Linked DNA regions of Mus musculus: all the other regions are linked to region 2. Evidence: chromatin loops called from intact Hi-C (ENCODE). Cell type or tissue: left cerebral cortex. All regions are shown on one strand. Region 1 overlaps Tpo (thyroid peroxidase). Region 2 overlaps Sntg2 (syntrophin, gamma 2). Region 3 holds the start of Pxdn (peroxidasin). Region 4 overlaps Gm31939 (a long non-coding RNA gene). Region 5 holds the start of Gm32259 (a long non-coding RNA gene). Region 6 overlaps Sntg2 (syntrophin, gamma 2).

Region 1 (4,000 bases), 240 kb after region 2:
CATTGGTTGGCAAACATGGGAGAGGATGAAACAGGAGAATCACAATGTCAAGGTCAGCTTTGGCTGTACCTTCAGTCTGGAATCAGGGAGGACTTGCTGGGCATGTGTGAGGCCCTAGAGTTAATAATTTTTTTAAAATCATCAAAATCACTACTCCTACCCTTCTACTTCTGCTTGGGGTCGTAGCGCCCCTGTGATCCCACCTGAGGCAGGAGGATCATGCGAACAAGGCTAGCATCAGATGTATAGCACATTTGAGTGAACTCAGCCTGGACTTTGCAAGACTCTGAAATAGAAATTGCTTCACAATGGTTCAATTTTCTATTCTTTAATATAAGAACGTTTATCAGCTGAAAAGTAAACAGTGCCTTTGAAACAGTAAATATTCACCAGTAAAATGTATTTGAAACACAGTTTTCATATGATCTATTTCACTACAACCAAAATTAAATATACTTGGAAAATGAGAATGCAGATGACTTTGTGCATTTGGGGGACATCAATGACACTTTGAGAAGCAAAGCTATAGGGGACAACACACACACACACACACACACACACACACACACACACACTTACTATGCAAAGCCAGATGCCTCAAAGCACAGAGGAAAAGAAACCTCGGCACCTGGAAATTCAGTAATAAACTACTGAAAATGAAAAAAAGGTTTCATTTTCTCCTAAAGTATACCCATGACCATTATAAATCTAGGAAAACTTTGCTCGTAGCCTCTCTTGACAACCCTCTGTAGCACATGCTCCATGAAGCACTGCGTATTCCTCTCAACAGACTGAGATGGGCTTCCAGTGTTTGTGCAAAATTAAGATCCATGTGAAATTATCTTTATGGCGAACTCAGCGGCTCGTTGTAGCTGTGAAAAGAAAATAAGATGCAAATGAACAGCGTGAGCAGGAAAGCTGCCTGCAAATCCTGAGATTGGGAAGCCAGCCTAGTGGGGGAGTCTAAAAGGAAAGCTGGCCAGCTCTGTTCCAGTTCACCAGATTTCTGAAAACAGAGATCATCAAAACACGATCCACACAGAACGCTGAGTGAATCCCAGGTGACCAGAGTCAGCCAAGGGCAGCACGTGGGAGCCTGGGGCCTCTGTGGCTTTGGACAGGAAGACATTGGCTTTCTTTCACTTCTTTTGCTTTGTATTTGTGAACATGTCTGGAAGTATGTAGCCTGTTTCTTTGTCCTGGCATACGGTATCTTCATGTATAATGGCTTCTTGCATTCCAGTTATGAATATGCAAGAGGTGGGATTCTAGAGGCCAGTGTGCCTCCCAGAGCAGATGGCACTTTCAGGACATACACATAGAAAGCCGGGACAGGGAATAAGTCATGTTACTCTCTAGAATTTGGATTTCTGTTCTAGACAAACAGAAGAGACCAAGTTGAAATTCTTAGGATCATTGACTCTAGCCTCAACCACAAGTCCGAGATAGCCTGGCCACCTGCCTGCTGGGTAGATCTTGAGATGCAAAAGAATGCCACAGGTCTTAGAGAAGCACTCTGTTTCCCCCTGCTGGTCAAGAAATCCATTGCAGAGTATCTCCCCACTCCCTACCAGGAAGAATGAAAGGAGACTCCAGGTCTCTAGGCAGCCACACACTTCCAGGAACCCACATTAACAACACAGCTGCCAGCCAGTGGCCAGGAGGCAGTCCCCATTTATCTGCCTATTTGAAGCTTGTTCCCTAGTAAGAAACAACCCTTCTCTTTCCCTTCTTTCTTTCCTTCCTCGCCAAGTGTCTGCCCCAGCAGCTCCCCTGAGAAGTCAGCACACAGACCAAGGTCTGCTGGCAGCCAGTTTTCTCTTGTTTATCCTTCCTTTGCCTGTCTAATTCATTCGGCCCCAGAAAGTTGAGGGAAGATGGGCAGAAGAGAAGATGCTCTCCTCTGATGCGGATGAATGAGACACCTCTAGTCATCCCAAACATAATTAATTTAAAATCTATCCGGCTCCACAGAGAGTTTAGAAGATCACAGAGGAGAAGTGTTTCTGTGGGAAATTTTTCAACAGAAAAATCTTTAGTTCAAAGATAAAATTTGAAATAATCAACCTTTCTTTAAAGTTGGGCAAAATGGAAGCATAAGCAATACATGATCGTGATAATTTAAATATCAGCTTAATATTGGTCAATAATAGGATATTAGTTCACTGGCAGCTACTATTCCCCAGAAATGCACATGACACTCACATATGCATGTGCGCGCGCGCACACACAAACACACACACACACACACACTCACACATATACACAGACACACACAGAATTTTTCTCCATAGGTAATTGTTCTACACAAGCATTTAGCTCTCACATAATGCTTCTACTAAGTTCAACCTCCACCTGGGTACCAAATAGGTAAAGACTATGTAGTCAAGCACCCTAAGGCTCATAGTGCACAGGGCACACAGTGAAGAACTGATCCTGTTTCGTTCGGCTGTATCCCACTCAGAGGGTCTTTATTCTGCTAAGAAAGAGGGAATGAGTTGGATAATTTAAGTAGACACTTGAGGGGATGGAGGGAGTGGACACGGGTGTGTAAGGGTGCTTCTGCCCATGTGCATGTGTATAGAGGCCAGAAGAGGGTATCGGGGTTCCTACTCTATCACTCTCTACATTATTACCCTAAGACAGTTTTGATTACCGAACCTGAAGTTAGACTGGCAGCCAATAAGCCTCAGTAATCTTTCTATCCCTGCTCTGTGCAGTATTGCAGTAAAAGGTGCATGCAGCCATGTCAAACTCTCTTCCTGGATAATGGGATCTGAGCTGAGGTTCTAACGCTTATGCAGTGAGTGTTCCTATATACACTAATCCATTTTTTTAGTGCCGGATGGCAATACATTTTAAAGTAAGGGGGAATCAAGCTACCATACCTAGAGCTTTGACAATTAAACCGTATCCTTGTAGATTTCGAGGATCTTAACAGTCCATGGAAAGGAGTGTGGTTTTCACTCTGTGGACATCAGGGTCTTTGTGTTGTGAGGGGAGGCACAACCCAGCATGTCTATATTTAGAAAGCCACCTGACTTACAGCAAGAACAAAAAAAGAAGTGAGTTGTCTGAGACATAACTTTTCCCACTCAGCAATGGGGGTGTACAGAACTTTCCAAAAGGCATTAAGGCAGTGAAAGGAAAAGACACACATTTTCAAGGGTCCCCAACTCCACTTGACTCCAGACAACATGTCAAAGACTATCTTAGTCATTGTACTGTTGCTGCAAAGAGAGACGACGACCAAGGCAATGCCTATAAAAATAAAACATTTAATTGGGGACTTGTTTTACAGTTTTAGAGAGTTAGTCTAAGATGATCATGGTGGGCAGATAGGCATGGCATTGAGAGCTTTGCATCCTGACCCGTAGGCTCCAGGCAGAGAGAGAGAAACAGACGTTCACGAAGGGCGGGGGGCAGCAGACTGATCCTATTGTGGGCTTTTGATACATTTACACCTACCCCCAGTGACACATCTCTTCCAACAAGGCCACACCTATTCCAACAAGAACATATCTCCTAATCCTTCCAAATAGTTCCACTAATTGAGCCAAGCATTCAAAGAGATGAGCCTATAGGTACCATTGTTATTGAAATCATGACAGAGGCCATGAATACTAGTGGGGACAGAAGTAGTTCAAGTTGAAGATGAATATTTGGAGGAGGATAGCCAGAAATAAAAGCCAAATTAAGCAAAGATGTCATAGAGGAGGAAGAGAAGAGAAGTCAAGAACCAAGGCTGGGGCAAATAGGACCATAGACAAGAGATCCAGCATCTTCTGGCCCTCTGAACTCAACAGGCCTATCACAGAGAGCCCTGCAATGTGTTTATAAACAGAGAGAAGAAATAACATGCTCACAGTAAGAGCACTGAGCAGGATGTCGCATTCCAGCTGTGGTGAAACTGCTCATTAAGGACAAAGTCCATCATGACCAGATAGTTGCTGGGCTTGTCACATTAGGGGAGATAATGTCCCTTCAGTAGTGGGTGTTC
Region 2 (4,000 bases):
TTGAACCTCTCCGTGAGTTTTGGCAGACTTCAGTTTTAAGTGCATGCATGACACAGAAGTCTTCAAATAAGCTTGTTGAGCTCCACGTCAATCACTAAGTCGCAAGACAGTCCCAAGACCCGTTCAGCATCTTATGTGTCACGGGAACCTTGATGATGTGAGATGGCCCATCAGAACTGGACTTGAAGGGAACTGTTTGCAGTAATGTAGTGCTAAACTCCATTGTGTTGAGGTTCGGGGTTGTATTTAAAGTAAATCTGCCAAGATTGACACTTGCACATTCTCAGAATCCGAGGATTGTGTTACCTGCAGTTCATGCTGCAGTACTTGAACCTCTGATGAATGGTGTCTAACAAATCCCAGGAGCATAGACACCTTTGAAGAATTCTGCAGTTTCTTAACAATTACTGTGCATAACATTACTGAGCTTTGCAATGCCTAGCTATGCCATCGTTTCAGTTCACAGAATTTAGAGCATTTACTTAGAAAAATAATTATACTGGATCTAATGTAGTCTGACTTTTTTTCTCTCTGGCGTCAAAAGTATAATTATTCACTATAATGGCTGCTTGTTTGAATACTAGCAATTGGGCCAGATTTGGTGTCTCACACACATTTTCTGAGTTAGGCCATTTCCTAAAGTTCTGTTCTGAGAACCAACCATTCCATAGACTGAGAGTCTGCAGTTCTTAGCAGGACTTGTGTTTACTGTGTAATTTTTTTTTTATTTTTAAGTGGTCACCCTTCAATGCACAGCAGTGTGAACTGGTAAGCTGTAAATTCATAGGATGATCTACCCTGCCCATGGGAAGGTGCAGAGATTTCTAGTCGTTTTGAAGGCACGCTTCGTAAGGGAATCTCTTAGCCATTTTTTTTTTCCAGAGCCGCTGTTACTGCAGAGATAAGTTAAGCAGACACTGTAGGATCCCAATACTCCCCCTTGTTTCCTGCTCCTGTTACGTGCGTCCTTATTTCTTTCAGACACTTTTGATCTCACCAATAGAATTTCTTTTGGTGCCTGTGACATCATAGGCCAATCCCATGTATTTTAAAACAAGGAGTTACTTGATTTTTACCAGGAGACAACATGCCTCATGGTGAACATGTAAACAGGATCTAATTTAGAAACCTGAATTTACTTGTTAAAAATATCAGAAATTAAATTTGTCCCTTTTTTCTGAAATATATGTAACAACTTCTCATATCTACTTATCTGTATAGTTTTTGGTTGTAATCTAGACATATATTCCAGGATGGCTCGTACAACACACTTTTGAGAAGCCAGAGAAGGTGGCATTGAGGCACAGGATGAGGGGGGCACTGTTGAATCCAGACCCCTTGTTATTAAATGATTTCCTTCCTTCCTTCTCCCTTGTGCTGTGCTGTGCTAGTACCCAGGGCTTGCACTGTACTTACAGTATAAAGAGAAACTCACTGGTTAGCATTGGAGAAAATTAGCAACCCTCGCTGGGGAAGCCCACTTACCCCCTTCTCACCTGTAAACTCTCCAGAGCAATTCTTATTGGTCACTTGCATTCTGACACCAGTCACCCTTAGCAATCAACTGTCATTTAGAAATGACAATGTACATATGACATATTTCAGTGTAGTACGTTATGATGCTACGATATATGCATACATTATGTACACATCTAGGTAGTATGGTTCTCAGAAACTGGCTATTCAGTTAGACTGAGCGATTTCGTTGTATAAGATGAAAAAAAAAGAAGGTTTCTAAAGGCCTTCTAAGGAAAAGACATTAACAATTTCATGGAAAAGGCACTTGGGTTTTGTACTGGTGAGTGTTTCCCTTGTGGTCCAATAACCGCTGCTGCCCTGAGCTCACATAGGTTTGGAAAAGTTGCATTGCTTTCTGCCAACAGGAGGTGGCGCTGAATCCTCGGCCTTCCTGGAGTCCCATTCAGCCTGTGGAAGCCGGCTTATCCCTTCTATTTCTGCACTAAGCTCCCCTTGCGGACTTGATCCCCACTCAAGGCCATTCCTGGCTTCCTCTGGGAGCACTGGCTGTTCTTCTCTACCCCCAAGGACACACAGGGCATCTTCGAAATCCTACCCTGCCCAGAGACAACTAAAACTCTATACCATCCTGCACGCTTCAACACATGCTATTAAAATGTGCTGTGAGGGCTGTGTGATTCTTTTTCAGTTTGAATTTCCTTGTTAAACATTTCTTTTCAGATGTGGTATTATTATTCATCCGTTACATTTTTATTAGGCAAATAATTAAGATTTAAGGAAAACGACTATGCCTTTTTAGCTTATTTAAGGCTGTAATTGCAAAGTTATAAAAATGTCAGGTTATATTTTTAACACATAAGGTATGCTAATTTCAGAGATGACTTACTCCAAAATTGCTAAATTTTCATTCTGCTTACCCCGTTTTATCGCCATTTTCCCTACCTGCCTAACACCTTATCTGCCTTAATATTTACAGTAATGTTTTTGTATTGTGAAAGAACGATGCTACTCTAAACTGTCAGCATTTTGACTTACCCAGCTTGGATAGGCACCAGAATCCATTTGACATTTGGACGGATTCCACTTGGTTACAGCTCTGACTTGTATTACGATAAATACAATCACATGAGATATTAAAACCACTGTGTGTGTGTCACTGTGGTCATTGACTTTCATTTTTTGGATTTATTTCTCTCATCACTGTTCCTTGGACCCCAGCTCCAGGAAGAAAAGTACGCCTCACTCCAGACAGTAGTAAATTCATTTAAGCCCAGACTGGTGAAGAATAAACGTATCTATTTTTATTTTAATTGAAGTAACTAGGTGGAAAATCACACAACACTGTTGAATCTCATTCCTAGAACTGATTCAAACAGTTAGAGGTCTAAGTGGCAGTACTGTGTTATAGGTAAAATACAACCATAGGATTCCACCCAGTTTCTTAATAAACAGTCCATATTTGTGAAGGGTGGTATGATTGTCAGTGATCCTAAAAAGTTATCTAATTTATTTTCCATGAGAAACAAGTACTTTGCATCTAGGGCATGCCCACACTGCTAGGTGACTCAGCTTTTAGGACTGGAACAGAGTAATCCCCCTCCCCTTGCCCTTTCCAAGATGAGGTAAAAGAGAGGAAGTGGGCCACCCCCCAACTTGTGTCTCCGATTGACTGACTGATTTTTCCTGTGGTAAGCGGTGTCGTGCTGCACTCCACTTGCTGAGCTTGTCATGTGCCTCACTGAGGACAGGGCTGCCCCCATCGCCTCAGTCCCAGACCTCTGTGCCTTTGTCTGCAGGCAGATGCTCAGCTTTAGGGTGTGTTGGTCACTGCTCCTCTCCTCTTCCTGACCCAATATGATGACTGCCTCAATTGGGTTTTCACACTTGGGTACATAGTGTAGCCACTGGAAGTTATTTTGCATAACCTCTTGTTTGTTACTGGTCCCGGGGCTTCCCAAACTATGCCACTATTTCATTCTGGCCCCCACAAACTGTCTATAGCCATTCTAGTTGGACTGGCTCTGTTTAAGGGTTCACAGAATATGTCTTCAAGGCTTGGCGTCTACTAAACCCTGAATTGCATTTCCTCTCTGATGTCCACATGTCTGAGCATCGTAGAGTCGACCACAGACCTTACTGACTATTTAGACTGTGCCCTCTGAACTTTTGGCCTTGATTTTCCAGTTTCCTGGACAGCTGTGCTAGCCTGGCATTGCCCTAGCTCCCCTATCCCTGGCTCATTCTAGTTGCTGGTGCAGCCAGGACCTCCCACCAGCATCCACTGCTATCTGTATGCTCTGCTCGGAGGCTTCCCTGTGACATCTTCAGGAGCAGTGTGCCTGTGCCTGGCCTTTAGGAAGCGACAACCCCAGCTCTGATAACAATAGTATCTCTAAAGGAGTGGCAATTATGCCCTTTTTCTTAGGAGGAGGAGGCAAGTCTGAGGTGTTACTTATATTCCCCGGTAGTTGATTCTGCAGTGTTTATTCATAGCAGTTACTACTATGAAGGAGAGGAGAAA
Region 3 (4,000 bases), 430 kb after region 2:
GGAAATCTTTCAAACAGCATCTCTGGTGTTTTTCTGGAAACCTTATACACCCCTTGCTGCATTTAATTTTTTAAATTACTTTTTAAAAAGTTTATTCCTGTATATGAGGGAGGGGAGGAAGGAGGGAGGGAGGGGCATGTGGCATGCATCTGGAAGTCAGAGGGCAATTTGCAGGCAGGAGTCAGGTCTCTCTTTCCACCATGTGGGCCTTAAGACTCAGGTTGTCAAGCTTTGCTGCAGACCTCTTTAACCACTAAGCTTGCCCCCGCCCCCCCACCCCTCCACACACACACTAAATTTTTATGTGGCATGGTAGCATACAAGGCAGAGTGGGGGGACTCCTGCTGGGTTCTACAGCACTCATGTAAAAACACTGCTGCAGAAAGCAACTAAGAATTGGGAACAGTCTGAGAATCTGACTTTGCCCAGATGTGAGAAATGACTCTAGGGTCCAAGTTTTGGCCATTGAGTCACTACAGAAATTCTCTGTATTTGGAGACGTTCCACTCTGGCCCAGTTTAAAAAGTTTATTGGTTTAAAGCACACTGTCTGTCCTCTCAGATGCAGCCTTGGCTGACCATCCACACCCTCTGGAATGGAAGCCTTATTTAGCTCTCTAGAGGACTAGGCTAGGCATTCCCACCCCAGACTGGCCGCGTGCGGCCCGCACAATCTCCCCCAGAGGAAGTAGGACACCCATGCACTTTTAGAAGTGAGAGCCCTGACCGACCGCCCACTCCTTGAATAGTTCCCTCAGATTTTTATAACTTTCGCAGGCATCCTCAGAGATGCCAAAGTCCTCCAGCCCAGCCACAAAAAAGTGAAAACTCTTTTTGGAATGCAGAAGTGCAGCTGCAGGACCCTGAATTACAGTTGGCCCCTAAACGCATGCCTTCCTTCACAGAACCAAATCTCAGAACACACAGAGGCCTGCAGCCAACTCTGCAGCACTGGGATTCCTTCAGATCTGGGGGCTTTCGGTGAAGGCGCAAAGCACAACTCCAGGTGAAAAAGCCAGGAAGTGGAGGACGTCTGCGAAACTGACCAACTGAGTAGAAACAGCAAGAGGAGAGTCCCAGAGCTGCTCAGAACTTGGCCACCCGCACGATGGTGGGCCCTCCATGGCACCTGGAACGCCAAGCTTCTTCCAAGCAAAGAAAAAGCTCCTTACAAGGGCTGCGCCCAACAGAGTCCTCAGGACACCCAGCGAACTTGAAGGCTCCAGCGCAGAAGCCGATGGGAGTACACTTGGCGCTGTGGCGCCGCGGGACCCAGAATCTGCAAGAGGTTTCCTTGGCGCAGGGTGATGTGGGGTGGGCATCCTTCCAGAAGGAGGAGAAAGGGGGGCAGGTACACTGATGGAGAAAGAAGGGGTCGGAGGAGGGACGACCCAACCCCAGGCCTGCGCTTTAGAGAAGAGAGAGGGAGAGGAACCCCGAGTGGAGAGAAAGTTGAGAAGACACCGGAGGGAAGGCCAGGCGGGGAGGGCTCGAGAGACGCGCGGGGCTTTCCCTGGCGACTCCCTACTACTTCCCGGTCCAGCGGGAGATTCCGAGTTTGAACAAAGGCGGCTCCCCAGGCCGCGCGCTAAGCGCTCAGGTCCGCCCCTGGCGTCCTAGCCAGGACGGACAAAAGGCCCAGCACACCCTGCGCCGGACGCCGGGGTAGCCCACCTCTCCAAACCAGTACCCCTGCCCCCCAAGATACCCACGCCCCTCGATCCCCCTGAATCGCACGTCCCGCAGACCCCAGCGCCCTCCGGGCCGCACTCACAGGATGGAGGTCTGCGGCGCCACGGCGGGCACGGCCTCCAGCAACAGATGCATGCAGCGCACGGTGGTACGGAAACACAGGCAGCGGCTTGGACAGCCTGCCCCTTGCTTCGAGGCGACCACCGCCATGGCCCACCAGGCAAAGCACAGCAGGAGCGCCAGCAGGCAGCGGCGCGTGGGGCGCACGGCCATGGCAGATGGCGCGGACAGGAGCTGGCACGCGTGAACAGCAGCGGAGGAGGCCTCGGCGGGCGCGTCCACCGCCGGCTCCCAACTGAGCCCTCCGGTCCCCGGCCCACGTCCCAGCTGTGCGCGGGGGGCGGGGAGGGGGGCGCCAGCTGTGCACATGCGCGTGGCTCCGCCCCCTCTTAGCTTCGCAGAGGGCGGGGGCTGGGCAATCACCAGGGCCTTGGTGTCTGAACCTAGCGACCCTTCTCGGAGGTGCAGCAGGGCCTCCTTGGACTGCAGGACCAGTGCACACAGACTCCACTGTGGGGGGCTCCTAGAGGTGCAGAGGTGTCGCTTGGGACAGAGATTGGATCCCTGATTCTGCTTTTAAAACTGCAGTACCACAACAAAGTTACCCCACATCCCTTTATCATCCTTTCTCCCTGTATCCAAGGGTTTTGTTGCTAGTAATACCTTTTTTGAATACTTACAAATTTTGTTGTGTTCTAGGAAGTGAGCTTTCGCGGCACTGCCTCTTTTGCCTCCGTGCCCACCACTGTTCCCACACAAAACATCTATCTCTAGTTTTCCTCGTTCCTACTTGAGAAACTGAGGCACAGCAACCTCCCCACCCCCCAGTGCACAGCTTGTGGGAAGGCTGTGCTGCAGAAATAGAAGCTCCCTAGCGAGAGATTCCTGAGGTCTCCAACATTCACCGCCAATGAGGAACCCTTGTGGGGAAGATGGGATGGCTTTTGCGTGGACAGCGTTAAGACAAGGGAAGCCCTGAGGTTAACATCAGAGTGTACTCTGCAAGATTGAATGCTGACACTTTATACAGTTCTCTGATTCTCCCTGGGGTTCCAGTCTCTCCATTCTTCAGCCAGGAAGGCCAGGTTAGGCAATACAACCAAGGGAGCAGAGGTCTTAAATGTGAGGTTTGGAACTGGAGCCCAGGTGTGACAGTTGATCCTGATTCTCAACTTGATTGGACTGAGCACCTAGGAGAGTATAAAACTCAACTCTGGGGGAATTTATAGAAAGTTACCTAAAAGGAGAAGACCTACTAAGAACCAGAATGACACCCATAGGTTGGCAGTGTAATAGGATAGATGGAGAGGAAAGTCCAACAGCCCAGGTGTTCCTTCTGTGATTTCTGGCTATGTAAAGGGAGTTACCCAGTTCTGCCAGGCCTTTCTGGACAGGCAGACTGAAATCTCTGAAACTCTGAGCCAACACAGATCTTTCTCTCTTAAGTTTTCCCTCCGTGTTTTGTTACTTTATTGAAAAAAAAAAAAAACAAGACACCAGATGTATCTTGACCTGCAAACTACTGTGTTTCCACTCTGACTTGGGCATCAGGGTACTGCCCAGGGATGGGGTCACACTCAGGCACTGTCAGGAGACTTCCGATGCACTGTGCCAGGCTGTACGGTGGGGGAACTGGAGGCTGTTGGAGGAGGCTCCAGTTCCTAGTCACTGGGATCTCTCCATGACTGGAATACCTCCGACCACCTGCAGCATGTATTCCAGAGAGAGATCGGGATTCAGGCCTTCCTGCTAAACTGCCAGCATGCTATCACTTTCCAGGCCACACTCCTGAGAGTAAGAATCGTTCAACCCCAAAGCCTCCTGAGAGGCTGCCCACCCCAGCAGAACAGACCTTCACTGCCTGGAGCTCCTGCAGAAGCAGATCTAAGTTTCCATGAGGGCAGAATTCCCAGGTATGTATTGCAGCCGAGATGAGCACAGGGCAAGATGGAACAGTCAAGCCCGTGTACTGTGATAGAAACCAGACTCCTATCTGCTGCAGTTAGTACAAGTCAGGAGCCCGATGGACCCTGTCCAGTACAAGACAGCGTTGCCTTCAACGGCAGCTACAAATCCAGGGTCCCTAGGCCACATGCCTCACCGACTTGTTAGAAAATCTTAGTCAAGTGTGTGATACCAGAAACCAAAATAAATCTTTTTTCCTTAAACTCTGCACTTCCCCCCTTAACCCTTGGGTAGTCCCCACACTGTGATTTTCCATAGCCTGGAGATTATCATCCCTGCAGGCA
Region 4 (4,000 bases), 440 kb after region 2:
TGAGGTGCAACCCAAGAACAGAGTACCTCGGAGAGTCCCATGAGTCCCATGTAGAGATTTTACATTATAGGAATAATTCATTTTATTATAGAAAATTCAGACAGTGTTCATAGAGACAACAGGGTCTCCCTGGATTCTTCTGCACCCATTTTGGCTCTTCAGGCATTCACAATGAATGTCAGGCATTCTAGCTTCTAGTCCTGTCTGAATCAAACTCTTTAAACAGGATATTTAAGCCAGTTGCATTGGCCCACACCTTTAATCTGAATAATGGGGAGGTAAAAGGTGGATCTCTGTGAGTTCAAGGCCAGTCTGGTCTACATAGTGAGCTCCAGGACAGTCAGGACTACATATCAGAAACCCTGTCACAAACAAGCAAACACACAAGCAACAGAAAAAAAAATCCAAAAATTTCTCTTAGCCAAACAGAGCCAAATCTGGACTGTTTATTACAAAACAAACAAACAAAACATCGGACCTGGGCTGGGCATATATTTCGGTTAGTAGAGGGCTTTCCTATGCTCTAGTTTTATTTCTTGAGTATCTAGCTTTTGATACAACGGGCTCATGACCCTACCTTCCCTTAGTGTCAGCCAGTGATGGAGGGAGGCTGGGGCCAGCTGGGCCAAGCTGCTGGTTACCAAACAGAGGAGGAGCTTTATAGTCAACTGACTGTGCTTGCTTTTCTCAGGGTCCTGATGCAGCTTGCTTGTCCCTTTCAGAGCTGTCACACCATGGGTAGGAACTGCAAAGCTCCTTCTCACACAGACTGAAGATCAGAGACATCCTTCCCCACCCCGGACACAGGATGGTAAGGCGAGAAGCTCAGTGTTTGCCTTCAGGCTTCCAGGGACACTGGTTTCTTAGCATAATGGAGTTGGGCAGTGTCCAGATACACACACATACACATACACACACACACACATCCATTCACATACACACACACATACATTCACATACACACACACAAACACACACACAAACACACACACACATTCATACACACACATACATTCACATACACACACACACAAACACACACACACACATTCATATACACACATACATTCACATACACACACACAAACACACACACACATTCATACACACACATACATTCACATACACACACATACATTCACATACACACACACAAACACACACACATTCATACACACACATACATTCACATACACACACATACATTCACATACACACACATACATTCACACACACACATACACACACACATACACATACATTCACACACACACACACACACACACACACACACACACACACACACATACATTCACATATACACACCAAGCTTCTTGCTCTCTCTTCAGCATCAGCCAGCCTTAAGCCACTTCTAACTTCTACCTGCAACTGCCTTCATAGGACTTGATGGCACCTGCTCCTGGGCTGCAGCCACACAAGCTTCTGCCAGAACTGAGCTGTTTCCCTGCATCTGTCTTCTTGGACTGCAGTGAGCTGGCTTGGTTGTGTGCCCCGAGAGCAGATCTCTGTACCCCTTTCTACTAACTCCAGGTCTCTGTTTGCTCCCCACAAGCCAAGCAATGTGTCTACCCCTTTGTCTAGAACCACCACCATTTCCTGAGCCCAGGCTCCGCTCTCACTAGCTGCCCATGATCTCTGGCTCAAGGCTCCCACCCCTGCATCCTCTGAAACATCTGAAGAATATTTCTCAAATACACACATTGGTAAAAGGACCTTCCTCTCTGGAGAATGAACGTCAGTGGGCTTGGGGTAGATGAGAAAGGACACTTGATGTCTTTCCCTTTCCAAAGCCAGAACCGACCCACTGTGCCACCACTCCTCTGCCATCACTGTCTGCCTTCCTGCTTTGTCCCTGACCTGTTCCCTCCAGCACCATACGCAGGCAGACAGCTGTCAGTTATAAGCTACTATGCCTCAGTAGCAGAGGCAGTGAACACAGGAGCTAGAGACAGCTCCACACTGCCCCCTGGAGCATGGAGTCCAGGAACTTCTTTCCACTCAAGGAAAGCCAGAATTTTCTTTCCTTTTCATTTTTATGTGGTTTTGTTTGCTTGCTTCTGTTTTTTTTTTTTTAAGAGTAGATGTAGAGTTGGAATTTATTATTAGGAAGAGATTTTTAACCAATATTTAGGCACAAGCATTAACAAAAGGAGTGGTGCTTAGGGAGAAGATGGGACATACCCAAGTATGGTTGAAGGCTTCTGAAGAGAGTAAACTTACTGTGAGCTTCTCCGGAGTCTTAGCAGTAGCTGGATGTATGCTTTCAGTGTGTTCTGAAGTTACTCGCTAGGCTTTAAGGTCCCAACTAACCTGCCCTCCCCTTCTCTTCTTTTTCCCTTCTCTTTCATTTCACCTTTTCCTTTTTTCTCTTTCCATTTCCCTCCCTTGCACCCCATCTGTAGTTTAAGCTGACCTTGCACACACTATGCCTACACATGACCTTTAGCATATTGTCTTCCTACCTCTACGTCCCAAGTCTTGGGATTACAGGCATGCACCACTGTATACAGTTTACACGGTGTTGGGGATGAAACCCAGGGCCATTCCTAGCTTCCTAAGGCTAGCAGCTGCCATGCAGCTCCTCTGGAACCTTCCCTTACTGAAGACACCTCTGCTGTTCACCTGTTCGAGTCCTTCTGACAGAAGCAGTGATGGTGACCAGACGCGGGGTCCAGTGCTCCTAAACACACATCTTTGTTTGCATTTTATTAAAGAAAGAACTTCATTGGACTTACGGGTTCCAGAGGCAGAGTCCACCAGGGCCCGAGAAGCACAGCAGCAGGCAGCAAAAGCAAGAAGCTGGAAGGTCACATTCGTAACTGAAAATCTGAAGCAGAGAGAACAATCTGGAAATGGAGTGAGGCTCTGAACTCCCAACGCCCGTCCCCAGTGACACACTTCCTCTGGCAAGGATACACCTGTCAAAGGTTTTACAGCTCCACTACCTGGGACATGTGTCCAAATATAGGAGCCTAGGGGGCACATCCCTCCTTTCAACCAACACAGACCACATAGCAGGACAAAGAGAAGACAGCTGTGACTTACCTGAGCCCATGTCGCCTCTTACGTCCAGAGAGGTGACTGGTAATTCCATGTTCCATTTCCTCCCTCCTGTTTTCCTTCAATTACTAGATATCCACCACTAGGCCTCCCCCATGTAACCCACGGGTTTTGCTGAGACTCATGTATCCTTTGTTTCCATATCTTGCCTTGATGAAGAAAAATAACTTGAGGCAGCATAAATGCTATAAGTAATATTACAGAGTAGAGTGGGAAACGGATCCCATGCAGTTTGGAGAAGAGAAGGAAGAGGACCTTTGGAGCTCTGGAGCAAGGATGGCCGTGTGTCTGTGTGTGTGTGTGTGTGTGTGTGTGTGTGTGTGTGTGTGTGTGTGTGTGTGTTCTCGTGCACTCACAATTAAAATAGAAAGACAAAATGCAATGCTTGAACCTTTTCTTGGCACATAGTTAAATTGCATGTTGGTTAAGACCCTGGTTCCTCTGTGTAATCTTACTTAGTTCAAGCACTACAGGGTCTGTCTGTCTGTCTGTCTGTCTAACTGGGAAGAGGCAGATGTGTCCTGCTGCCAGAATATCAGGTCAGTCATTGTGACTGGAAGAGAAGCCCGGTCCTGGCTGTGCTGAGGAGGGGCTGGGAAAGGCTGCTGCCCCTCCCAGGGATGAGGCCAGCTAAGGAGGTGTGGCTGGGCACTCAGCAGGACCCTGTGTTATCAGTGCCTATTACCATGGTCCAAGAGTGACTGCCATTACCTGCTGTCAACTGTCAACTGATCTCCTCACTGCCCTGCATCCTTTGTGCTTGCAAAGCTGTTTTAACACCTGTGGAGGGAGGGACATCTGCTGTGGCCACAGACTATGGCTTTTCCCTTCATCATCCCCAGCTCTTGTGCTTAGGTATTGTGGTTATAAAAACCAAAACTTGAAGCTAGGCAATGGTGCATATGCCTTTAATCCCAGT
Region 5 (4,000 bases), 210 kb before region 2:
ATAGAGATAAAGGTTTAATCATTTCAGCCATATAGCGAATAGAAACAAGATACAGGAGTTCAGTTGCCCTAAGTCTGTCTTCAGGAAAGTGACATGAGGTTTAAATAAAGGGATAATTAGGGTAGACTGGCGAGAGCTATTCATAAGTAAGCAATTTTGTCAAGAACTGGCAGGGTTGATAATTATCTCAGTTTCAGCAGGTGGTTAGAAGTCCTTAATGAATCAGGATAGAAAAAAAATTAAGGAGACACTGGAAGGGAAAGGAGCCCCCTCACCCCTTCCCTGAAATCTCCCATCCATTGAGATCATGAAAGATGGCTGTCTCTAGGCTTTTATCTGCACTGGTCAGGAGACATGCAGGTCATCATGGTCGTGTTCTGGTAACTGACAACAGTGGTGCTGTTGAGCATCCTCCAGCAGGAGAGCTGTGCTCAGGTGATTTCAGGCCAATACTATTGATGGCCTTACCCTACAAGCTCCTACCTCTGAGCCTTAAAAACTTGTGTGCCAAGTGACTTCTCCAACACTTGTGAAAAGTCGGGTGAACTTCCTGGAAGGTAGCTGAGAGCATCTTAGGAAAGGTTCGTAAGACTAAGACCATATCTGTATCTCTTCCAATGATCTGCTACCCAATGTGCTTGGTTCTGAGGATCAAGGAAGATACCACGAGTCTCTACTACAACCTCTAGAAATTATCCTCTGCTCTCTGGTTTAGGACTCTAGTCTTGTCATTCATTTGGGGGTCTAAGAGTGCTGGCCCATGACTTCATCTCAAGGGTGTCTTAGGAGGTGGTGCTGAGCACATCCCTCAGGGCCAGGCACCCATTGCCTCTCTGTGTCTCACTTGAATGATAGTCAGATGTGTAGAAGTGCCTCTGACCTAGGGTAAAGAAAGATAACTTATCACCAAATGAGGGCCCAGCCAGGCCAGACACCAGTCATCTGCTGGAAACCTGACTTGGGCAGATGCTCTGTGGATTCCTAATCCATTTTGACCTGACCTACAATCCAATTTTTTTCCCTTTAGTATCAGCTACAAAATTTTAACAATGAATTATTTGATAGCATTTCTCTTTTTATTAGACGTTTCAAAGGAGGTCAAAAAAGCGTTGTTTGACTGTTCAGGCAGGAACTCCTGGAAAGACCAGGACCATCTAATCATGGTGCTCTTAGGGAGCATGACTTTGCCAGTCAGCTGATCGTCTATGTTGCCAGCAAGTCTGACTTCTTTGGTCATCTGATCACCAACTCCACACGGGCTTGGCATCTACCCCTGGCCTTAGGCCTCGTTTTTGCTGCTTCCTAGCTTTTTCTTAGTTGAAACACCTAAAACAGCATTTTTCATCTGTCTGATGTTCAGTTTTGCACATTGCTACAACACAACGGAAGGGAGAATGGCCTGCATCTGATCCACTGTATACAAGAGGAACAAATACAAGGGATGGATCATATTTCTTCTTAGAAGATACCATGAACCCTGAGTGAGAAGCACAGAGTCTCTCATCCTTCTCCTGTGCTCCTCCTGTCTCATTTCCTGAGATTGTACAGTGCTCACCTTAGTGGTCATGACCCAGTGCTCACCTTAGTGGTGATGACCCAGTGTTCATCTTAGTGGTGATGACCCAGTGCTCACCTTAGTGGTGATGACCCAGTGCTCACCTTAGTGGTGATGACCCAGTGCTCACTTTAGTGGTGATGACCCAGTGCTCACCTTAGTGGTGATGACCCAGTGCTCATCTTAGTGGTGATGACCCAGTGCTCATCTTAGTGGTGATGACCCAGTGCTCATCTTAGTGGTGATGACCCAGTGTTCATCTTAGTGGTGATGACCCAGTGCTCACCTTAGTGGTGATGACCCAGTGCTCACCTTAGTGGTGATGACCCAGTGCTCACTTTAGTGGTGATGACCCAGTGCTCACCTTAGTGGTGATGACCCAGTGCTCATCTTAGTGGTGATGACCCAGTGCTCATCTTAGTGGTGATGACCCAGTGCTCATCTTAGTGGTGATGACCCAGTGTTCATCTTAGTGGTGATGACCCAGTGCTCATCTTAGTGGTGATGACCCAGTGCTCACCTTAGTGGTGATGACCCAGTGCTCACCTTAGTGGTCACGACCCAGTAGCAGCTTTGTCACTACTGTGCTCCTAAAACCCTTGTTTTTTGTTCTACTCCTCATCCACTCATAGCTGTAGCTTTTTAATATTGCTTAGACTCAAACACACACACACACACACACACACACACACACTCACACACACACACACACTCAAAACATCCAGAAGTTCAAACCGCGATTCTCTCTTTGTAATTACAATAGTATCCGTATGAGAACAATCGCTGTCACTCCTGCAAAGGGAGGAGTCATTTACTTGTCATTTCCCCAGTAGTCAGAGGTCTGGGAAGACATTCTGGTCTTGCAGGCAGGGCTTTCAAATACCTTAACTGGACACTAGGGGGAAGCACCTTCCTTCCAACAGGCCAACAGGCAGCCTGTCATACATTTCCACATTTGAAAAAAGTAAACTTTCATATGTTCAGTTTCTGAAGCGAGAGCTTTAGTTTGCACCATTAAATATATTTATTGAGAATGATGGAATAGATAAACACAGCATTATTTTACTCCTCTGGCATAGATTAAGTTTTAGAAGACTAGTCATTTAAAAATTGCCTGTGAAAAAAATTGGTAATCACAGGTACAACATTTAGAGAAAAATACCTACTGAATCTGATAGCACACTGTCATTTTATACTTATGATATTTTATTATTCTCCTTTTTCAATGCTCGTGGAGACATTCACATAAACACTGAGCAGGACACATCCCGCTGTCTTAGTTTAATTTATTTATCCCTGTCTCCTTAAGTATGAACCTCTCATGTGGCTCACCAATCTGTGCCATTTATTTTCACACCTTCAACATCTCTAGCAGCACGGGGATGGCTGAACAAAAAAAAACCACATGTGATAACTCATTTAGAAACTGCCCCAAGGAAGAGGCTATGTCTTCCATTTCTAACCAGGCACACCTCTGTAAACTGCCTTATATTAACAGACAGGCTACTCCTTAAGAGGAAGGAAGGGGGCAGAAGGAACCCATTGCCACTGCATTTTCTTGGGACAATGCAGTCAATACAACACAAGGAGTCCCGATTTCTGCCTCATTCCTTACCACCAAGCGATATGCCAGAAGAATATGCATATTTGGGGAGCTAATACCAGCAGGTGCATTGATTATAACCCTCAGCATCTGAATACTTTTATCTCTCCTTTTGTTTTTGTTTTTTTTGCTTTGATTCAAAATAGAAAAAGAAAAGAAAAACGCACCTGGCTCTATGGCTGGAGGTACAGATGCACAAACACTCTCTTGGGTGTTTGCTATATTTGAAGTCAGGGAAGTGAGAGGAAAGCCAGCACAGCGTAGATGAGCAGCTCTGTCAATGTTTGTATCTAAACTCCAGACCTCTGGTGGCTCCAGGTGCCACCCTTGTCAGCCCCAGCCTCCTGCTCCTGGTTGGTGAGTGCCGTGCTCTTCTTTGCAGGCAATGCCAGGTAGGCAAGGGCTTGGGTACAGGTGAAGCATGGCAGTTTTCCTTAGCTTATTTTCCATGTGTGTAGTTTTTAGTTACTACTACTTGAGCCAGAACAGTACTTCTGGAGTCTAGCCCAGTAAAACTAAGAGCCAAGGCCATTCATGTACCTACTGAAGTCAGACAGAGAAGCCAGGGTAGACTGGATGCAAAAGTAGAGGCCCTGGCATGGAGGCCAGTTGGAGCTAGACTTTAGATTTTGCTGAATTCAGCCTTCACTGAGAGACAAGGATCAGGTCAGGGCAGATCAGGTTCAACACAGCATGTGGTTGCCTGGTTCCAGAGTGTGTAGGAGAGAAAGTAGAAGATGGTACTGTAAGTAAAACTGTTGTCTCATTTGAATCACTCTTGTCCTTAGGAACAGAACTCCATAGAACCAACCCTGTCCTTAGGATCTCATGAGTGCTCAGGT
Region 6 (4,000 bases), 120 kb after region 2:
TAGTATTTTGCGGAAGCCACAGATAATTCTTCGGAGTCTTTGCCTTAGTCTACTGCCTTGGGGAGTGACCGCTCGTGTATAATTGTCCTGATCTGAGTCCATGCAGTTAGGTCCAGAAGCAAAATGCTTCTGCAACTGTTCCCTTAGCTACCTCCACACTCCTGCCCTGCTGCCCCAACCAGCCATCTTTCTTCCAGACCTGCCATCTTTCTTCTAGATGTGACTCACTTACACCCTCTGTGTCTGACTCCCTCAACCTCTCTGTCTGCCTCTCCTCCTGCATTAAATATCAGCTTCTCCATGTAGAATCTTTCATTTCTATCTCTGGGGATTATTCATCTTGACTGTAAGGGATTAGTGCCCTGTGTGCTGATGGATACTGAAGCCTCCACTTTCAGACACAAAGATTGCTTCTTAGCTGAGCAAGATAAACTCATCACAAGTCTTCCCATTTGTACGCTAAGTTGATTCTCCTTTCCTTTGTGTGTAGAGATTTAATAGGCTCTCAAGATCAGAAATGAAAATAAATAGGAAGAGGTTTTAAAGTTGGAAGAATTGAATCATAATAGATGAAAGAAGCATAGAGTGTGGATGACTTTCTCCCCGGAGCCTCTCCTGGCTGCCCACTGTGCTCACAAATCTTTCATCTCCGTCAGTGGCAGGGGCATGTGACTTCTCCAGTCCTGGCTCACTGCTATAGGCAAAGTCGTGTTATCTTGACTCTCGGTCCTCAGTTTACCGGATTCTTCGTTTTTAAGAACTACGGGGTGGTTAAGAACTTTTCACAGTTATAAAAGGCCCAGTCACTGGTTCTTATCCAGGAAAATTAATGCCAAGTCCAGAGCCTCGGTTGGGAGAAGAGTTGGAGAAGGTTTTAGAGGCAATGACTCTCCCAGTGTGGGTTAATCTGGCTCAGTAGAGTCTGAACCCTCTGGAGCTGCTGTGACAGAGCTACACAGGCCAGGTGCCAGAGAGCATCAGTGATCTGTCTCTCATTGTGAAGCCTGGAATCCCGGGTCAGGGAAGAGACTGGTCCTGGTGACCCAGGGGACTGCCACCCTCTCACTTTGCTCTCACATGTAGGAAGTGGCAGTGGAGCTCCTTCTGCAGTCCTAAAAATGACACTGATGTTGACAGTTCTTTGGCCTGTCACCCATGAAGACCAAGTCCTTCCCAGGGACCATCTACCCAGATTTCTTCTTTGGAATGAACTGTCTTTCTTATGTGGAGCTAAGTGGAGACTTCTCCAGCTGTGTTTTACAAATGCCCTCTGCTTCCTGCTCAGTATAGATGTGATCTTAAGAAGGTGAAGGGTTCTCTCTGCCAAGCAATTTTCTGGCATAGAGAGTTTGTTGTTGTTTTGGTTGTCTTTACTTAGATAAGACCTGATTCAAAGCTCCTGCAAGTTTACCCTGCAAGGTAGCAGGGTGACTCCCACGCATCTTCAGTCTGTGGTCCTGTCCCAAAAGGAAAAAGGAAAATGACAGACACTAGCCACCATAGCCAGTGTAGAATTACCAAACCCAAATCAGAAACCACATACAAATGAATAGTGAGATTGGGGAAGAATGAGCCATGTGCTCCTGGAAATAGCGGTTGCCATGGTTTCGGGGCATGGGATCTTATAGTTTCTCCAGATCAGATGCCTTTAATATCAGGCACTAAGAGAGGGCTGGAGTCAGAAGCCCCTCCTCTCTCCTGGTGGTGACTGAGGGTCCTTGCCTTTGCTAGCCTGGCCTTATGAGTACACTTGGGTAAATGGTTAATGTGTATGTGCTCAGTTTCTGAATCTTGATAATAACACCCTTATAGGGTGAGGATAACACCATGGCTGTGTTTGAAAACTGACGCACACTGATTATTACAAAGGAAGGGAATCTGCCTGCTGGCTCTTCTTGTTGTTCATTTTAAGTACCATTGTTTGTTAGATGTGTAAAGTATCTTCATTGCCCCTCCCATGTTATTTAATCTTTGACTTCAAAGACTTACAGAGAGATACAAAGAGAATTGATATACTTTCATTTGAAAAGTGTAAGAATTCTTTGCACATTGTTGACCTATTAGAAAATGCACATCAAAAGGGCAGAATTTCCCAACACCCATGTAACTCTAGTTGCAGGTGATCTAACACTGCCTTCTAGCCTTTAAGGGTGCTCATGCCCACACAAGCATGAACACATGTACACACACACACAAAGAATAATCATTTTTAAAAGGCAGAAATAGGAGAGGGGTATACAATTCTGTATCCTTTCCTTTTTTTTTTTTAAACTAGGGATTCCCTCAAGACAGAGTCTCACAAAGCTGTAACTGAGACTGGCTTTGAACTGATCCCCCTGCCTCCATCCACTGGACCCAGTGAAATTCTTTACTAATTTTCTCACCTCTGTAAAAATCAGTAGAATCCTAGCTAGAAAACATTGCCCAAGGCTCCTGGGGCAGAATTTAAGCAGTTCGTGGACTAAGAATTTATTTTCAATTTCCTGCCAGTATCTAAATGAAACAGAAAAGGCGCAAGTGACCAGAGGGTTTGTTTCTGTGTTGAGCAGTGTGCATGGTGTGGACGAATCCTAGCTTGTCCCAGCTCCATGAAGATCTGGACAGTACACTTCCCTGGTACATGAGGCCCTTTAATGAGCCAATATACTTATCGATGAAGTTTTCTCAGAAAATACTTCAGGTATCATTTAATGTTTGGTTTTGAGATGAAAAGGAGACTTTTAGTGGAACAAGTTATAAAATAACAAGTTTGGGGATTATGATGCAAATAAGGATGAAGGCTTAAAAATGAGGGATTTGATTGGCAGATTAAGTCATATCCCATCACCATAACTGAACCCTGATGTAGCATCAATATATTGCATTCAACTGGCTTTGAGATAATCTAACAGGTTTTCATTTGAGGAAGACATAATCAGATTATATGGTCACTAATATGGATGTGGGTGGTATAGTGATATTGTATTGTCAGCACCAGAGAATACAGAAGTAGTTGATACTTGAAATTCAACTGTTCCTTCAGCCTTACATGGCTTTTGCCTGGCCTTTTGGTGAGAATAGATAGCAATTAGCTGCTGACCATGCAGGTAGATGCCACAGCGCTCTTGGAAGCAGTCCTGTCCTTGGATAGGGGTATCTTGGGGGTGAAAAATCTTGCTGGAGTAGAGACAAGGCTTTGGGTCTCAGGATCCCTGGATGGAGAAGGGGCTGCATATGGCATTCCATCAGCTTGGAGAAAAAGAGGCAGGGGTTTCTGTTTCAGATGAGAGCTCAGGTATAATGTGGTAGATTTCCAGCCATATTCTATATCCTTAATCAATAACTTTTTCCAATTATAAATAAATAATATGTAATATGTAATAACTTATGTAATACTTTCATAAAACATAATCAAATCCTGTTAAAATTCTTTTAGTCACATTAACTGAAATTCCACTCAGGTCCAGACAGAGGACTGGGCTTCACTCCATCATCATAGGTCTTCAAACATCATCCTGGGTAGATGGTACCCTTCTCACTGACAAATGAGGACCAGAGGGTTGGAGTCTGCTTGTTTTCCTGTTTGTCTGAAGACTGAATAGAGTCCATTTACTTCTATTCTAGATTGACTTTATCGCCTTCTCTGTAACCTCTTTCAGGTTCTTGATAATTTTTACCAGAAAGCTTTAGAATATTGGTCAGACATTTTGCTTCCTTTAATATCTGTGCATTTAGTAGTTGAGGCACTTTGGACTTCTGCAAGAGCCCCATTGCAATGCTTTTTCATGTTTCTGTGTTATAATTTGCACATCTGTTGGTTTGCATATCTTTTCTATATTTGGGTCCAGTAGGAGTCTTCACATCTGGTGTACAGAGACCGTCAGAACCCCAACACTTGTTTCTGTTGCAAAAATCTTTCTTTGGGGGTTGGGCTTTTGGGGAAACATGCCAGGCTAGCGTTGCCCTCTTTGGCAGGCAGTCTTGCTGTTCTCTCTTCTGGTTGTCCCCTTCTCCAGCTGCT

The links. Hi-C counts contacts between places; a loop is a spot of excess contacts. Peaks named below come from ENCODE experiments on the same cell type or tissue, not always from the same donor. Only the 100,000 strongest peaks of a DNase experiment are listed, where the experiment ranks them.
Region 1: a loop joins it to region 2, with 8 times the contacts of the local background. A loop is called at or near these places in 19 of 42 quality-filtered maps.
Region 3: a loop joins it to region 2, with 2.4 times the contacts of the local background. A loop is called at or near these places in 5 of 42 quality-filtered maps.
Region 4: it touches region 2 in a loop (4-fold over the local background); 11 of 42 quality-filtered maps call a loop at or near these places.
Region 5: it touches region 2 in a loop (6-fold over the local background); 14 of 42 quality-filtered maps call a loop at or near these places.
Region 6: it touches region 2 in a loop (2.3-fold over the local background); 2 of 42 quality-filtered maps call a loop at or near these places.

Annotation. Positions count from the first base shown.
Region 1 is chr12:30,126,291-30,130,290 of GRCm38, reverse strand. All of the region lies in intron 2 of Tpo (thyroid peroxidase), which reads left to right. Among named protein-coding and RNA genes, the nearest start is that of Tpo, 4.3 kb to the left of the region's middle. In left cerebral cortex, a CTCF peak has its summit at 1,528 (motif pointing left); DNase peaks (open chromatin) are centred at 918 and 1,519; H3K27ac peaks cover 517 bases.
Region 2 is chr12:30,367,895-30,371,894 of GRCm38, reverse strand. The region is part of intron 1 of Sntg2 (syntrophin, gamma 2); the gene reads left to right. Among named protein-coding and RNA genes, the nearest start is that of Sntg2, 3.5 kb to the left of the region's middle. In left cerebral cortex, a CTCF peak has its summit at 1,883 (motif pointing right); DNase peaks (open chromatin) are centred at 902 and 1,887.
Region 3 is chr12:29,936,098-29,940,097 of GRCm38, reverse strand. It overlaps Pxdn (peroxidasin), which reads right to left and starts at 2,062. Exons shown (of 23, transcript NM_181395.2): 1 at 1,774-2,062. The coding sequence starts at 1,964. It overlaps Gm31939 (a long non-coding RNA gene), which reads left to right and starts at 2,111. Exons shown (of 4, transcript XR_001780596.2): 1 at 2,111-3,664. In left cerebral cortex, a CTCF peak has its summit at 1,609; DNase peaks (open chromatin) are centred at 742, 1,312, 1,488 and 2,019; H3K4me3 peaks cover 2,034 bases; H3K27ac peaks cover 2,880 bases.
Region 4 is chr12:29,925,040-29,929,039 of GRCm38, reverse strand. Gm31939 (a long non-coding RNA gene) reads left to right here. Exons shown (of 4, transcript XR_001780596.2): 3 at 723-811; 4 at 2,736-4,000. Among named protein-coding and RNA genes, the nearest start is that of Gm31939, 11 kb to the left of the region's middle. In left cerebral cortex, a CTCF peak has its summit at 1,997 (motif pointing left); a DNase peak (open chromatin) is centred at 1,961; H3K27ac peaks cover 261 bases.
Region 5 is chr12:30,576,672-30,580,671 of GRCm38, reverse strand. It overlaps Gm32259 (a long non-coding RNA gene), which reads left to right and starts at 3,479. Exons shown (of 4, transcript XR_872635.1): 1 at 3,479-3,550. In left cerebral cortex, a CTCF peak has its summit at 2,452 (motif pointing right); a DNase peak (open chromatin) is centred at 2,450.
Region 6 is chr12:30,246,894-30,250,893 of GRCm38, reverse strand. The region is part of intron 9 of Sntg2 (syntrophin, gamma 2); the gene reads left to right. Among named protein-coding and RNA genes, the nearest start is that of Gm32084, 100 kb to the right of the region's middle. In left cerebral cortex, no CTCF peak of the experiment used is centred here; DNase peaks (open chromatin) are centred at 1,642 and 1,783; H3K27ac peaks cover 423 bases.